Regions from separate parts of the Homo sapiens genome. Here region 1 is linked to region 2. The links are chromatin loops, found by intact Hi-C in ENCODE. Cell type or tissue: dorsolateral prefrontal cortex. All regions are shown on one strand.

Region 1 (2,500 bases), 560 kb before region 2:
AATGAAACCTCTTCCATTCAAGGATGCTTTCTTTTTTCACCATTGTCATCATGTGGCTATTATTACCACTATTATGACTACCACAATTTTCTGAATATTTGATAAGTGTACATTTAATGAGAGACATTAGGCAGGGGAAGCATGAAAAGCCTCCACCTCATTAGCCTGGATAACTTAACAGACTTAATCAACAACTGACGGCTGTCGTTTTTCCTGATCCTATTGCATCAGCAACATGGATACCATATGATTCAGACAGCTCCCTGTTCAAAGAGAGCTCTAAGCATATCATTGCTTCCTGGAACAAGACGGGTGCTAACACTTAGGAAATTCTATGTTTCTTCTCTGAAGCATCCCACCTCTTTAGGAAACAATCCCAGAAGAGAGCAAAACAGTTCATGAGTCGGAATGATGAGGCCAATAGTGAAAGGAGTTACAAACAAGTAACCAAGTAATCTTCATATTTGAGATGCTATTTATTTACTCATTTATTTATAAGGTATTTTCTCTAATCATAAAGGAATTAGAAAAGGGGTTTTAATTATTTAACTTCTTTGAGGACTAGCAAAAGAGTTGTTTCTTGTATTGTACTGTCTGGTAAGGGACTAGCTTTAACCATATTCTCAATGCTATGACAGATTTAAAGGGTGTTAGCACCACCAATGCCGAGTTTCTAACCTACCTTTTTATGCATGATGCTATTTAGAGCACTGTTTGGAACACTACAGGAGAAATGTATGGGGAAAGGAGCCTGGAGGGACACTGGCTTTAATTTTAATTTCTTCTGAATTAGATAGCATTTTAAAATCCCAAGTGTACACATTAGTCTACGAAGCAGGAATAATTATGAAAGTGCTCCAGCCATCGCTGCGTATGGCCAGGCTGCTTGCTAGAAGCAGGGATAGGGGACAGTGCAGAGTGGTGAGAACATTGTGTCCTGCATTAAGTCCTGCTTCCCTCAGAGGCTATGTGTCAGACGACTGGTACCCCGGTACTTCGGGCGGGTGAGCCAATTAGCACATTCCCTAGTCTGGAACTGTAGTTGCTGTGTATGTGATCTGCATACTAATTCATCTGAGATTTGACCTTCTGGGCGGAGAAAAACAAGAATCCCAGGTGAGAGAGAACATTGGCCTAGATTTTCCTATCCCTTCTCCTCTGTTCTTTATTTCCAGGCATCTTAACCCAGCTACTTTTTATGACTAACTCTGAGACTGGAAAAGTTTATTTCCCTTGAAAATTCAAATCAATGTATAGGATAAAAACTACCAAAAAAATCATAGTTTTTACCTCCCTCTGCTAATGTCAAAAATGCAATGCAGGTGCTCCTTGTACGATTGACACCCTTGGCCCACATGGGGGCAGTACTACGTAGTCAAAAGCCTCTGGGAGCTTTCAGGGCGTACAAAGAGTCTGGTTGGAGACAAATTTGAATGCATAAGGCAGAAGCAGGATAGTTTTTCATAAACACAAGATTCCTTAGAGCCAATCATTACAGCGTTCTAAATGTTCTTGCTGAAGGAATTAGGAAGGAAAGATGTCTACCAAATTTCCAGCTGCTGTTGCAATCACTTGCCGGGAGATGTTGGGGAAATTTTTTGATTGATGATTCCAGTTAATGCTACTTCTTTTAACATACACAATATGAAACAAACAAATTTTCATTGAATTATCAAATTATATTCCAGGTTTGTTCGAAACAGCAACAATATGTCTTAGATATAGATTTTTAGTTTCTTACTGTATGATACGATGAGTTGCTTTTTGGTAAATTTTCAGATAAAGAATTTCTAGGGAAGCTGTAAAAGTAAGAATGCATTCATAGCCAATGGACCAGTATATTGAGTGCATGGAAGTTATTAGTGGCTTGATGATACTGAATAAATGTTTCCTTCAGATCTCTTTTAAGTTACAACAGCTACATAAATAAACATTGGCCTTATTATGCACTCATCTTATCTGAAGGGTTTTTGATGTTGGGAGGGGAAATCTTTTCCACCAAGATACTTGGGATTGATTAAGTTGGTTACTCGTTAGGCATATTTTAGAAATCCATGGAAAGAGCTATAATGGTACATTGAGCTATAGTATCCCAAATCGTATAGTACTGAAAGACACAAAGTCACAAAGCATTTGTTTCCTTACTCAGAGGTGAGACTATAGCAAGTACACCTTTAGATGGTGTCTCATTTCAACCTTCAGAAAACAAATTTTGAGTTAGCTGATGAGCTCCTGATCACGTTAGGTTGTGTCAAAACAGGGACAATGAGTCATTAAGACAGTCTGAGGCACGGTGTCATGGTGCAAACTATACAAATTCTTACAGAAGAGTCAATGGGCTCTCATGATAGTTTCACTGAACAGAACAGAGGAGTATCTGCCTCTGACACCATCAGCATTGGTTCTTGATACCCTTCCTCTCTGTACTTCTTTTTCTTCCTCTGTCTCTTATCTTTTGGATAAAATTAAACACTGATTTCTCTCCGTCTTCTTCCTTAAC
Region 2 (2,500 bases):
GGTAGGGTAGGAGTGGTCATCTGCAGGAGAATGTCCCACAAAGAAGTGGCATGGACACTCTGCTGAGGGCTCCAAATGCAGAGGGAAATTGACCCAAAATAGGAAATGATAAATGGCATGACAGATGAAATCATAGCTCTTTCAAATGGAAAGTAGCCTCCTCCTACAAATAATATTCTTGAATCTGTGGCCTGAAACAACTGGAGGATCACCATTCCTTTTTTTTTTTTTTTTTTTTTTTTTTTTTGTCTGGTGTTACAACCAGAGAAACAGTGGTTTCAATTGGTTGGGAAAGGCAGCATCTACACGGAGAGCACAGCAGGCCTGTTTACCTCTCAGCTTGTGCTGTTGGGTTTACAGCAATATTTTCTGCATCTTAGTCAAAGAATTTTACTTGTCCAGTGTTGAGCTGTTAGAGGAAAATTGATTTGTCTATTTATTTTTAGCAATATTATAAAAACAAGCTGGGGAGAGGGCTGTTCATTCTCTCAACCCCACCTTTCTCAATACATTTCTCAAATAGCACACTCCCTGGGAGGGTCTATGACAACAGAATCCCTCCAGATTTAAATCTAGACCTGAACACTTGAAACCAGGCATGTGATATTGGAAAAGTGGCTTTCAACCACCTTGTGAATGAGAAGCGGCAGCCAGCAAAATGCAACCATGAATCTACTCCCAAATCATGAAAGCTGTTGACTTCCTCATTTATTATGTTAGTGGCTCAGGGGAAAATAAAAACTGCACAGTGATTTGCAGTCAAATTTCTACTGCACTACTGGAAGTTACAATGGTGTAAGGTGGGGGGAGTTTTCAGCTCTGATGTTCTAGTAGAGCTGAGTGAAGGGAGAGGCAGGCTGAAGGACTTTGAGTCCTGGTCCATTCATCTCAATTTTCCTAACTGAACAACCCACTCCCCGACTAGAAAAGTCCTCTCCTTAACTGGGCTATAGCTACAGTCTACAGATAATGCAGCCACTGGATACTAAAAGCCACTAGGTGGCATTTGTGATTTATTACTTTGGAAGCTGAGATTTTTAAAATATCTCTGCTGATCCTTTGCTTAGACTGAACAAGACATTTAACATTCCTAAGCATTTCATTCAAGAAATGCATAGTTGGTTCTCTTTATCAAGCTCAAAAGGGATGGGGGAGGCGCAGTGACTGGCTTGAGAAGTTGAATTTCAGATCATCTACATTCTTTTGCAGGTCCTCTGTGACCTCACACCATCAGCTTACATAAGTAATTACTTGTCTACAATTAAGCTGTAAATAATGCAATCACTCCATTCTTGTCCCATCACTCCAGTCCCAACCACAACAAATAGTGCTAATCACATACTTATTCAAGTGTGTAATTATTCACAGTTAAACTTCTGTCACTTTCACCCTGTTTGGAAACAGCAGAACACAACCTGTAATTAGCAAATGTGGCTCCAGGCACTTTTGCTTGGGAGTACGCCAGGGATTCAGCACCTAGGCACTCCTTTGATCTGGAAGCTGGCAAGGCGCCTCACCCTGAGGCCAGAGTGCTATCAGCACTCTGCAAGTCACTGAGATCAATGAATATGTCAAAGGCATCTATCCCAAATCACATATTACTTCCCTCTCTCACTGTGGTTTCTGCCTTCGGTATATATTTCATAGACTTTCCTTTTCTTTTTGAACCCTTTGACTTCAGTTTAAAGGGTTACCAGAAAGGTCTCCAAGCCCCTGTGTTTTCAACTCTGGTTAAAAATGAAAGTCCCAGAAGTCCTGATTGATGATCCTTGTTCTTTCTTAACTCTGCAGTTTTCTTGAACACAGCACAATGGAGGAGGAATGGCCTTTGCTACCTCACCTGGACCACAAGGAAGAAGGAAACCAAAGACTTTAGCCCAACCCTGTGTGAACCACTTCCCCTCAGTCCCCAGCTAAACCACCCTGCATGAGTACTCTAGTTGCAAAGGAGACCAGGTAAACTTCTGATGTTTTGTAGTACATCCGTTATATTTCATCAGAGCAACAACTCAGCAGCACACATCCTTCCCGGGGAGAGGTAATAGTGTCCTCCTGGGTGGAAAGCAGGATTCAGTAGCCAACTTCTTTCCACAGAGGAAGGCCATAGTCCTTGAGCTATGAGGTAGTTCTTTTCATAAAAATATATTGGGCCCACAGAAAAGAATAGTGAGCCATAAAGGCCCAGTATGTACAACCATGAATTAGATTTTTATTTGCATGTCATATTAAGAATTACAATTTGTTTGTTTGAGGAAAGGTTATTCTACCTTCATTAAGACCTCCGACGGCAATTACCTAATGAAAACAAGTTCTCATATCTAGCTAGTTTAATGTCTTCCTTTTCTGATATATCCAATTAAGACAGAGCTTTTTCACTTCAACCAAATGTGAATATGCCTCACAGTAGAAGGGTAAACAGAACTGTTCTTTGTATATAAACATTAGTTAGCTTTTGGTTCTAACCATAACAAAACCAGTTTTTGAAATAATATTTAGAGGT

The links. Peaks named below come from ENCODE experiments on the same cell type or tissue, not always from the same donor. Only the 100,000 strongest peaks of a DNase experiment are listed, where the experiment ranks them.
Region 1: a loop joins it to region 2, with 4 times the contacts of the local background. A loop is called at or near these places in 2 of 110 quality-filtered maps.

Annotation. Positions count from the first base shown.
Region 1 is chr14:25,832,560-25,835,059 of GRCh38, forward strand. LINC02306 (long intergenic non-protein coding RNA 2306) reads right to left here. Exons shown (of 3, transcript XR_001750924.2): 3 at 449-2,500. Among named protein-coding and RNA genes, the nearest start is that of LINC02306, 4.7 kb to the right of the region's middle. In dorsolateral prefrontal cortex, CTCF peaks have their summits at 1,348 (motif pointing right) and 1,371 (motif pointing right); DNase peaks (open chromatin) are centred at 962 and 1,372; H3K4me3 peaks cover 1,429 bases; H3K27ac peaks cover 2,406 bases.
Region 2 is chr14:26,393,249-26,395,748 of GRCh38, forward strand. All of the region lies in intron 1 of LOC105370418 (a long non-coding RNA gene), which reads right to left. Among named protein-coding and RNA genes, the nearest start is that of NOVA1, 200 kb to the right of the region's middle. RefSeq lists an enhancer at 1,018-1,711. In dorsolateral prefrontal cortex, CTCF peaks have their summits at 1,000 (motif pointing right) and 1,203; a DNase peak (open chromatin) is centred at 1,482.